Regions from separate parts of the Homo sapiens genome. Here all the other regions are linked to region 2. A link is an interaction called in ENCODE POLR2A ChIA-PET data of the cell type or tissue named here. Cell type or tissue: GM12878. All regions are shown on one strand. Region 1 has its middle 53 kb from the start of COQ2. Region 2 holds the start of PLAC8 (placenta associated 8). Region 3 overlaps COQ2 (coenzyme Q2, polyprenyltransferase).

Region 1 (4,000 bases), 120 kb before region 2:
ACATAGGTTGCACATACTGATCTCAGTTTCTGTTAGGTGCATATAAATAAAAAAAAGTTTCTTCATTTTATTAAAGCCCTATTTTTGTATCATTTTTAGTAATGTATATACCAACATAAATGCTTGATCTCAGTCTCTCCTGATAATTACAAATCAACATATCCAATGCTTAAAGTTACTGTTAAATTAATGTAGAATTGTCAGGTCTTCATTAGAAGTAGTAAGTAGAACACAGAGATTGGTCAAATTTTTCAGTACTTATACTTTTGAAAAAAAGAAAAGAGTATTCTATTCCTGCCAATTAGTATAGTCTTTACCCTGATAAACAATGTCAATATACATTATGATTTTAATTATAAACCCCCTGGAGACAGCAAGTATGTTTATATTTTATTAGTCATTGTACTTAAGAAGCCCCAAAGCTCTCTATTCCTAGTTCAGATTTTCTTTTGTTTGTGTGTGTTTTTGTTTTTTTTTGGATGAAGGTTAAGAGGAAGCTTTCTTTCTTACTTAAAGGTTTGTATGCTGGGCAGATAGTTAATGGTACAGAAATCCAAGCTTTATTTGGGGGAACAAGAGAGCAGACAGGACATAGAGGTCTTATTGGCAGAAGTGGCAAAGTAGGGGACAATCTTTCATAGGATCATAAAATTATAGCCCCCAAACACAATCTAGTGAAATCACCTTGTTTCTAAGAAGGTTTTCACAAAGAGCTAATACTAAAGAATTGGGGTTACAGAATACATGGTATTATCCATGCCAAATACAAACACATGGACATCTTTATTGGAGGAGAAATTTGTTCTGCTCAAGAGCATCTTAAAGATTTCTATTTCCCAGTCATTATTCTTTCCCACAATCCCCTCCCAATAATTAGTCCAGAGGTAGGTCTGGGTTCCCATGGTGGCAGGATATTCAAATATCTCAAGATGGCTCACCATGTCATGAATGACATCTTAATTAATCAGTCTTCAAACAGGGGACACAGTGAGAATAAGGACTCCATGTTTCCTGATCTCAAAACACACTTGAGAGTTAAGAGCATGGGAATGACACTTCTGTGAATTACCACTTGGTGCCTGTTCATTTTTCTCTTCTGAGCAAAGTCCTCTCTTGTGAAATTCTAATACTTTGCATAGAATATTCAGAATTTCCAGACCTCATCGTTGAAGATTTCTTTTGCCTTCACAGTCATAAATATGTTGTAAGATTTGTGTTCCCAAGATCAAAGACAGGTCTCACAAGGGGTCCCCTGCTCTACTACCAGGACACCAACATTTGTTCTTGGTGCATCTTACATCAGCAATCTTTGAAATTCATTAGGTGAGGTCCTATATCCTTTGTTGTATCAGTCATCATCCCCAGCACAGGTTAAACCTCAGATTTCTCCACTCTAAGTGTCCTTGCCCTCAGGGAGGGTGACAGGATGTGGGGTTTCTTTCCAATGTTTTAGGACACACTCATAGCAAAACATGTCCACATCCTGTTGCAATCAGTGTGGTCAAATAGTGTGGAACAAATCAGCCCTTCCTGATATCTTCTGCATCTGAGGCAACCGTGTCCCTTATATGATGTCTGTAGTCAAAGGTTAGACTAGACTAGACAAAGGTTGGTTAGAAAACCAACTCTCAACCACAGACCTTGGTAGTTTCACAACTGTTTTTAAATAATCTCTTACTTCCTCCTTCCTCTCCCTTATCAATGGGGAAATGGTGGGAGTCTCTGGAGCAGAAGCCATAAGCTAATGAAATGTCATGGGACTGGACACACTAATGTTAAGGTCTATGGGCTTTACATCCACAGTTCCAAAAATCTGTCATCTCAGAGCATTAGCATCCAGCTATTTTTTTTTTAGTTTTTGTAGAGATGGGGTTTCACCATATTGGCCAGACTGGTCTTGAACTCCTGGCCTCAAGTGATCCACCTGTGTCGGCCTCCCAAAGTGCCCTGAACCAATACGCCTGGCCAAGTGTGTCTCTCTTTAAATAACTCTCCCCCTTTTTTTCTGTTCCACATCATCCTGTTTGGAAGATAGAGATTTCATTTTGCAGCACTTCTCCCAAACACTTGTCATCTTCCCTTTGGGAGTCTCTGTCCAGGGAATCTTATTATTTAGGAAAAATTTTTAGATGTGTCTTACCAAAGTCTCGGATATATATCTAATGATGTCCAACTCTCCCTATCATGAACTCTAGAATAACCTGACCACTTTTGCCCATGGGTTTCTGTCACTTCTACTTTTCAGACTGGTTCCTTCCGGTGGCCAGCATTTGGTACTTCCTCTACTTTCTGTGAAGACTCTCATTTAGTTAAAAAAAAGAAAAAAAAAATTACTGATGCCGTGGAGCATAGTATTTGTAGATACAAAGGACCTCAGAGGTCAGCCCCTCTCACTTGTTATATGAGGCATCTAAAGTTCTAAGGACTGAGATGTTTGCCCAAGGTCATGTAGTTAATAAATATCATCTATATCAGGCCACTTCGTATGATTGGGCAGGATGTTTATTACCAAAAAGCAACCACCTGACGGGTGAGTAGGGACCAAAATCCAGTCTGTGCTCCTCTTGCCTTGCCAAGCTGTGAGTCCTGCTTAGGACTCTATGCCACACCCCACCACCAGAGAAAAAGGCCTCTCTGTGATTTTTATAAAGGCACTATTTGGCTAATAGTGACGCTAATCTATATGTAAACTTTTCTTCTAATTATCTCAAACCTAAGTGTTAGAAAAAAGTTAATTAGGAAGAAACTTTGCATTTTTATTTTAAAGGAATTAGTATCCTATAACTTTTATGTTCCTAACAATTCTTACATCTTTTTCAAATGCTATTTGTTAATTCTTAAGCAATCTTGGCATTCACAGATTGGGTTGTTTGTTTGTTTGTGGAAACAAGGTCTCACTATGTTGCCTAGGCTGGTCTCAGACTCCTGGGCTCAAGCAGTTCTCCCGCCTCAGCCCCCCAAAGTGCTGGAACAACAGGGATGAGCCACCATGCCTGGCCAGATTTGATCATTTTTGCTTCACCTACTCAAATTATGGGGATGGGGTACAGATTCATTTTTGCTTCACCTACTCAAATTATGGGGATGGGATACAGGTTCAGACTAGGGTCTCAGGATCCAGGACTCTGCTTGAGAATAAGAAGGGCTGGCCCAGGGTTATAGGGTGGAACCAAAGAGAGACTTATGCCCCCACCCACATAAGGGCAGCTTTCTGTCTGATACAAAGGACCTAGTCCAAGGAGACAAGAACTTAATCACAAGGGAAAAGTCTGGAGTAGAGGACAGGACAGAGAGTAGTTCAGAGGCAGACGCTGGAAAGATTTCCTGAGACAAAGGTTCCTGGGGAGTGTTCTTTTGTAGGGGCCTCCTGTGTGCTTTGGATAAAACTGGAAAGTCCAAAAGGCCTAGTCAGCCTGCAGAGCTCCGAGGCAATGCAACAATGCCACTGGAGGTCAAGAGGAGGCGATGACATCAGAGACCAATGACCTGGTTTCAGTGGGACAAAACACTGCAACAAGAGCCCAGCAAGTGCCCACTGGGCCAAACAAAAGCCCACTGTGAACCAGCCACAACACCACCAATGCCACGTGAGTGCATAAACTTTCCCTCTCCCCAAGGCCATCTTGGCTAAGGGAAGAGGAGAGAAGAAAATGCCTAAAACGCTGAGCATTTCCCCAAAAGAGATTAGGTTAACCCCAAAGTAGACTCTGGCTACCTTTACTTGGAAAGTTTATGTTTGGTGATCTACCTTCACTTCATCACTCTATCTCGCCATCAGAGGAAACGGGGCCTTCTGGACAAGAAGAGAATAGTTACAGAAAACAAGAAGGCTACGTGTTCAAGCTTTGAATTCAACTTAACCCCATTACACCTGGTCCCTCGGATCCCAGAGGACATGCTTTGCACATTATTCAGAAGTTACAGAGTTCAAATATAAACGTAGATGACTCTTTTGATGCCCTTGAGGTTGGCTTTTATGCATCAAAAAAGGTTATTCAGA
Region 2 (4,000 bases):
AGGCATGAGCCACCCCGCCCAGACATATTTTTTATTTTTTTGAGACGGAGGTTTGCTCTTGTTGCCCAGGCTGGAGTGCAATGGCGTGATCTCGGCTCACCACAACCTCTGCCTCCCGGGTTCAAGCAATTCTCCTGCCTCAGCCTACTGAGTAGCTGGGATTATAGGCATGCGCCACCACGCCCAGCTAATTTTGTATTTTTAGTAGAGACGAGGTTTCTCCATGTTGGTCAGGCTGGTCTCAAACTCCCGACCTCAGGTGATCTGCCTGCCTCGGCCTCCTAAAGTGCTGGAATTACAGGCATGAGTGACCGTGCCCGGCCAAGCTTACCGATTTTTAAGATGTACTTTCCCCCTTTAATACAATAAATAACTAGTACATATTTGTTGACATCTTTTTGATTTTTCAATTTTTTAATTTTTTATTTTATTTATTTATTTGAAAAAAGGAGATGAGATCTCACTATGTTGCACAGGCTGGTCTCAAACTCCTGGGCTCAAGTGATCCTCCCGCCTTGGCCTCCCAAAGTGCTGGGATTACAGGTGTGAGTTACCACACCTGGCCATGTTGCCATCTTTTTATTGTGGAGTTTATACATAGTATTTGGAAGAAAATAGGCTATCTGGAATTCCACATGTCTCTTTTTCTTTCTCCTTCTTCAGATTTCTTTGTTTCTTTGTTTCCCCTAATATTGATTATGTGTTAGGCACTGTTTTAAATGTTTTGCATGTATTAATTTTTTGAATTTTCCCTACAATCCTGTGGGGTAGGTGCAATTATTACGCTCATTTGACAAGGAACCTGAGGCATAGAAATGTTAAGTGGCTAGCAGATGGCAGCTAGGAATTGGGACTGAAAAGGGACTCTAAGCACTTAGAGTCTGCCATAATGCCACACATTCTCACTGTACAACCTCACACAATAGCCTTGTTCTAGTGGGAAAGATTTCCCATCCGCAAAAACTTCAGAGTGAATGACAGGAAAGCTGGCCACTCTCATTTCTTAATTTTTTTTTTTTTTTAGAGACACGGTCTTGCTGTCACTCCGGCTGGAGTGTGGTGACACAACACAGCTCACTGTAACCTCAAATTCTTGGGCTCAGGCAATCCTCCTGCCTCAGCCTTCCAAGTAGCGGGGACTACAAGCCTACGGGCACTTACCACCATGTCTGGCTAATTTTTTAATTTTTTGTTTTTGTTTTTGTTTTTTTTTAGAGACAAGGTCTCACTGTGTTGGCCAGGCTTGTCTTGAACTCTGACCTTAAGCAGTCCTCCGCCTGGGCCTCCCACTGTGCCGGCCCACCCTCATTTCTGAAAGGTTTTGTTAAACAAAGTTTATGAGAGGCCATTGTTATGGACTAGCCTCCTGCTCTAGGCCCCAGAAAATCAGACCAAACCAGAATGAAGTCGCTTGTGCTAAGTGACATATAATCAAACTGAACTTTGAAATGGACCAGTTTTCCAAAAAACAGGAGATTTCAGTCAACCTCAGTCAGTGTAGTAAGGAAGTCCTCTCTGTTTTAGTCCTATAAGGAAAGTAACTTTGAAACAACCAATCTATCTTTTTTTCTCTGTTTCCGCTTTCTTCATACTCACCAGGACACTCATTCTATTTTATAGAATGATGTGTTGCTTGATTCTAGAATTGCAAATAAAAGGCAATTACATCTTCTAAACTAAATTTGTTGTAATTTTGTCTTTTGATAGTTTAAACTATGGGATCAGAAATTCAAAGACTATGAATAAAAATTTCAAAAGAAAGAAATAGTAATACCACCAATAAGAAGAATAATTAAAAAGGTACAAAGAAATTGGATGCAACATTGTAAAAAGAGCCATAGTTTGGAGCTGAGCTGACATGAGCTAAAATCCTAGGTGAGTAACTTGTTAGCTATGTGGCCTCTGAAAGTCAGCTCAAGAATCTGAGCTTGTTTCCTCACCTCTAAAATTGAAAAAATAAGGCCTAACTATCAAAGTCATTAACAAGTCATTGATAATGCTTGGCCTATTTTAATGTTCAGTATCTGTAAGTTGATACCATTAAAGGATGCTTGAGATGCCAACTACTATATAATCTGAAACAATAATGATCTTTTTTTTCCCCACAAAGATAACAAAAAACAAACACAAAAAAACAACAGTAAGCTCTGCCAGACATGTAAAACCAATCAAACTATATAATGAATTAAATCCTTTCCCCATTAAAAAGACGTATCAGTGTACCTAACACAATATAGGAAAAGAAACACACCTTATTTGGCAAGAGATATATTCATTCTCCAGATAAGAGAAACACACATTGAAACCACTTCTGCTGGATTACTCTGGCCAATAAGAGCGTCTGAAACTGTTCTATGTACTATGCCCTGCGATAGAAACACAGTTACCTCTCCCCTTTCACGTAGTTTTCATTTGTGGTGAGATTCTCTCCCAGGCCACAAGACATTTCCTGCTCGGAACCTTGTTTACTAATTGTAAGTACTTTACAAGTAAGAACTTGTTTTAAAAACTTAGCATTCAAAAAAAAAAAGCTTTCTTTAAAAGTTATTTGATTTTCTTGTTTTTTTCTTAGCATGTTATATTTTGAGTTTCAGCTAAAAGACTAAGGTTTTCTTATCTAATTGCTTTAAATTTATACATTTAGTCAAATTCAACAATTTCTTGCTAAGCATTTTGCCAAATGCCAGGCTTTTCAAAGTAGTGTAAGATCCCAGCCTTGAATCCTCATCAATTGCTGCTTTCTGCAGCAAACACATATTATACATTGTATTTAGTAACATGATCATTAATTTCACTCTTTATTTCAATATGTATGCATGTTGACTTATGCCGGTCTAATTTCTTTCTGCTTTACAAATATTCTATTTTATCCATTCAAAGTATTTAGAAACAAGATATGGAATTTTGTAGATTTAGCTAATGAATTATAAGAATTCTTGAATTCTCACTATGAAAGTAAGAAAAACAGACTAGAATTCTTCAAAATTAAATTCTGGTGCTTCATTTATATGTATAAAGAGAGATGGAGAGATTATGAAATGGAAATGTTTCAATCAAAGCAAAAAAATGAAATTTAACATCAATAAACAGTAGAAGAGAAAAATCTCAATAATATGTCTAGTATCTGGATTAATCAATATTAATAATATGTATTAATATTACTATAATTAATATCATGTATTATATTAATATTAATGTATTTTATTAAGATAGTGGGCTGTCCTCAGGAGTGAAGTGCTCATAGAAAGGAGAGACAAATACAAGATTGATTCTTAACTAATAGATAAAATTAAGGTGTTTAAAATATGAGCCAAATACTGCAAGATTTCCTGACATTGAGACCATTCCACAGAACTTCCTAAAGAAAGGTATTCTAGTCTCATTCTCCAAAGCTTGCCCACCAAGATTCCCATTTCACTACCTCCTGCCCCCATTTTTCCTGCATTTTCCAAGGTGGCCCCTGCCAACTTTTTTTTAATCACTCTCTCTGCTCCTGTGGGGTTAAAGATGGCATGGAACAAAACAGCTGTGTGGTCACACCACAACGGGCAGAACTGCTGGCCACAGATAGGAAACCTCAGGCATCTCCTTAGCCCTTACCAAATCCAGCCCAACACGTTTACACACCCTGGCACTCAATAAAATATTTGCTGAATTAAATTGGATCTGTAGTTATTAGTAACAGAAGAAAAATAAGGCCACTGGTCGTGGGTTACAAAATGTGCTCTGCAAGGCCACTGGCATTAGAATCTTGTGAAGTGCCCAGGATACTGCACAGGCCCGCACCTGAAGGGAGAGGAGCTAGTTTGGAATGTGCTCCCGGGAATGCGAGAGGGTCTAGCATGGGCTTCATCGCATGGAGGAAGGTGTACCGTTTTTCGAATTCTCACCGAAGCAGCTACGTGCTCACCAAGCCGTGTCTGTGAGAAGGGCCACGTTTTTCTAGTTCATAGGACAAAAGCCTATGGCATAAGGGCAGCAGCCCTGCGGGTGCACGTTA
Region 3 (4,000 bases), 160 kb before region 2:
TAGAATAATAGAAATGACACCATCTGGAAAACAGAAAATAGACTGAAAAATTGAAGACCTTTGAACTATAACAAATGATCTAATATTTGTTTCATGAGTCTTGGAAAAACAGGAGAAAGGGGTTGGGGCTGAAAAATGATTGAAGAAATATTGGCTGTAAAAGCCCCAAATTTAGCAAAAGACATAAACCTACATATTTAAGAAGGTGAGCAACCTCCAGACACGATAAACACACAGAATCCTCACCTTAATACATTATAGTCAAACTTCTGAAAACTAAAGAAAATTTTAAAATCTTGAAAGCTGTGAGAAATACGAAAAGCACAACCCATAATAGGAAAAATTGAATTTGCACATCAACAAATTTTTATCTGTTAAGGACCCCGTTAAGAAGATTAAAAGGGCTGGGCACCGTGGCTCACGCTTATAATCCTGCCACTTTGGGAAGCCAAGGCAGGTGGATCACTTGAGGTCAGGAGTTCGAAACCAGCTTGGCCAATATGGTAAAACCTTGTCTTTACTAAAAATACAAAAAATTAGCCAGGGGTGGTGGTGGATGCCTGTAATCCCAGCTACTTGGGAGGCTGAGACAGGAGAATCACTTGAACCCGGGAGGCAGAGGTTGCAGTGAGCTGAGATTGTGCCACTTCGTAAATATTTTAGGCTTTCTCTGTGGAAATTGAACATGTTATAGCTAAATAGCTGATAAGGAAGTTGCTTTGTTTTTTATTTATTTATTTATTTGACACAGGGTTGCTGTGTCACCCATGCTGGAGAGCTTGGTGCAATCATGACTCACTGCAGCTTCAACCTCCTAGGCTCAAGCAATCCTCCTACCTCAGCCTCCCCAATAGCTGGGGCTACAGGCACACATCACCATACCTGGCTAATTTTTTTTTTTTTTTTTTTTTTTTTTGTAGAGACAGCGCCTCCTTATGTTGCCTAGTCTGGTCTTGAACTCATGGCCTCAAACAGTCCTCCCACCTCAGCCTCCCAAAGTGCTGGGATTACAGGCTTGAGCCACTGCACCCAGCCAGGAAGTTCCTTTGTTTTGTTTGTTTAGAGATGGGGATGGGAGAAAAGAGAATGAGTGATGGGAATTTTTAGTTCTTTTCAAAGCTATTTTAAATGTGAAGTTTTGATTTCTGACAGTACTTAAAATGTTGATTTCTCTCTTCATTCATATTTGTGCCTACCATGGGCCAGTCTCTTCATTAAATGTTTAAATAAATGATTGAGTCATTACATGAAGCTAAGGTATCTGTTTTTATGTTTTAAGGTTACAAGAACAGCCAATCGTCCAATAGCCGCTGGAGACATTTCAACTTTTCAGTCCTTTGTTTTTCTTGGGGGACAGCTAACCCTGGCACTGGGTGTTCTTCTGTGTCTAAATTACTACAGGTATATTAAACGTTTTCCACATCATGTATAAAATCTCTCCTTTGAAATGGAGAAAATAGGAATAAAATGAAATATCTTTATCACAAAGTTGTTCATTTGCTACTTATTAAGCATCTGTAAGTTAGCAAGTGTAAGTAACTCACCACACATTTTTAAATCTGCTTCAAGAATGCTTTCAGCCAAAGGAGTTAAGAAATGAACATTTAATTTGTTTTGAACCACCTTCAGTATTTGTACTACATTCCCTAAGGGACACAAGGCAATTTCATAGGTTTTCTAAGTGCGTGCATGGATGTGTGTGTATACACCCACACATATATAATTTTATTTATGTTGACAGTATCTCTAAAGTAGACTTAAAGCAGAAGTGATTATATTCATTTTGCAAAAAGAGGAACTATGTCTTTCCCAGGGTGGTGTTACTAATCAATGACTGAAGAAAGAAGTGGGAGGACTCATTCCTGTATCTCTTAAACAAGACAAAACGAAACTTTTGTGTATCAGATTGCGGTTTACAAAGTGCTTCAATGCGAGAGAAGAAAGACAAAAAGTTACTTTATGGAGACTAGACTTAATTGCGTGCCTTGCCCTGATAGCATCAATTACATGACAATACCTTTGGAAGGTTATTTCTGGAAGGGGTAGTGTTAGATAAACTTTGAGGTCCTAAGAACGTCTTATTTTATCACATTTTCATAGGTGTTTCCTTTTTTCTAGAAAAGTAACACTGCATCATATATATAAGGAGGGATATCTTGACTCTAATTATTAGTTAGGACATCTTAGTTTATTAGATGCCTTAATGTTTGCAAACAGTTCAGAGAGGCAGTAACATTTGGTAGTTAACATTTGGTGGTTGATAGGTTGGACTCTGGAGCCAGACTGCCTTAGGTTTGAATCTAGGCTCTTCTATGACTAGCTATATGACAATTAGCAAACTACTTAATTTCTTTGTGCTTCAGTTTTCCCATCTGCAAAAAAGGAAGAGAATAAAACTTTATATTATAATACCTGCCTTTTGGAGTCATTGTGAAGATTATAATGAATTAACAAGTGTGATTCACTTAGAATAGTGCTTAATACATGATAGTACTGTATGTGTTAGCTATTATTTTGTTTGATTGTTTTATAACATTTAAAGTAGTTTTCTACTCATCCTTTATAATAGGGAAAGTCGAAGGCTAGGAAGATAACTTACATAAAATATAATTTAAGATAAAATATATTTTCCAATTAGTATTACTTATGTCATTGTCTTAAAGTATTTCGTGGTTTCTAAGAGGTAGTGGTAATAATCACTTTAATGGTTTTTCCTCTTTTCAGTATAGCTCTGGGAGCAGGATCCTTACTTCTTGTCATCACCTACCCACTAATGAAAAGAATTTCATACTGGCCTCAACTAGCCTTGGGTGAGCTTACAATAACTAAAAGTATTTCCTTTGATATTTGCAAACTACACTTTTATGGAGAGATAGGTAAATAGGTAAAGATGAAATGACAAATCAGTCATGTAATTTTCCTAACCAATAGTAGATTTTCGTACTTTAAAGGAGAGCAGTTAGCTATTTTTATTAGTTCAGAAATATTGCATATTTATTAGGGTTATCATCATCATCATTATTTTTTCCTCTCCTCTCTCCCCCACTGCTCCCCTCCCCTACACTCTCCTCTCCCCTCTTCTCTGAGACAGGGTCTTGATCTGTTGCTCAGGCTGGAGTGCAGTGGCACCATCTCAGCTTACTGCAGCCTTGACCTCCCAGGCTCAAGTGATCCTCCCACCTCAGCCTCTTGAGTAGCTAGGATTACAGGCATTGACAACCCTGCCTGGCTAATTTTTGTATTTCTTGTAGAGACAGGGTTTCGCCATGTTGCCCAGGCTGGTCTCAAACCCCTGAGCTCAAGCGATCTGCCTGCCTTGGCTTCCCAAAGTGCTGGGATTATAGATGTGTGCCATCACGCCTGGCCATTGCTTTCTGAAATGCTTTTTTAAAAATCTAGGTATGTCATGAAAAAATGTTTGATCTAGATGCCCTGAAGAATTTGGGGGATGGGGTAGGAAGCACTCTGTGGCAGGAAAACAAGGGTTAAAGTGTATGTGATAGCTTAGACAGCTCGTATTCTGTGAAGCCTCTCAGGAAGAAGTTAGACAGTCTCTTCTGGGCTACCATAGGATTCTAATCCGGCACTTACTTATTTCAGCAGCATTAATTCAACCAAGAATACGTTGAGAGCCTCCTATGGTCTCCAGTTAATAAATTGTGGCCCAGCATTTAGCATAGCACTTGGTGCGGTGTAGGTATTGAATACATACTTGTTGGTGAAAAGAAAGAAACATAGTTAGGTAAGCAGGTATCAGAATCTGCTGCAAAAATATCTATTCCCAGACTTTTCTATTCTATTCCTAGAATGATTCTAGTTCTTTGAATCATTTTTTTCAGTAAATGAAAGAACTAAAAGCAACTCAAGAAATTGATGTGAGCCTGATTTGTGGGAAAGTTGTGGTAGAATATTTATCTTTTTCTAAGATCCTCTCATTGAATGTTCTCTTTATTAAATTTGAAATTATATTCTCAATATAAGCATTTCCTATCTATAAGAT

Evidence for each region. Peaks named below come from ENCODE experiments on the same cell type or tissue, not always from the same donor. Only the 100,000 strongest peaks of a DNase experiment are listed, where the experiment ranks them.
Region 1: POLR2A ChIA-PET joins it to region 2 with 6 read pairs; 8 of 35 experiments call an interaction of 5 or more read pairs at or near these places.
Region 3: POLR2A ChIA-PET joins it to region 2 with 5 read pairs; 16 of 35 experiments call an interaction of 5 or more read pairs at or near these places.

The regions. Positions count from the first base shown.
Region 1 is chr4:83,229,376-83,233,375 of GRCh38, reverse strand. No RefSeq gene overlaps it. Among named protein-coding and RNA genes, the nearest start is that of COQ2, 53 kb to the left of the region's middle. In GM12878, no CTCF peak of the experiment used is centred here; a DNase peak (open chromatin) is centred at 1,525; H3K27ac peaks cover 885 bases.
Region 2 is chr4:83,113,140-83,117,139 of GRCh38, reverse strand. PLAC8 (placenta associated 8) reads left to right here and starts at 2,411. Exons shown (of 5, transcript NM_016619.3): 1 at 2,411-2,474. In GM12878, no CTCF peak of the experiment used is centred here; DNase peaks (open chromatin) are centred at 2,399 and 3,682; H3K4me3 peaks cover 1,740 bases; H3K27ac peaks cover 2,606 bases.
Region 3 is chr4:83,270,897-83,274,896 of GRCh38, reverse strand. It overlaps COQ2 (coenzyme Q2, polyprenyltransferase), which reads left to right. Exons shown (of 7, transcript NM_001358921.2): 3 at 1,280-1,401; 4 at 2,725-2,810. Among named protein-coding and RNA genes, the nearest start is that of COQ2, 12 kb to the left of the region's middle. In GM12878, no CTCF peak of the experiment used is centred here; a DNase peak (open chromatin) is centred at 1,836; H3K27ac peaks cover 2,408 bases.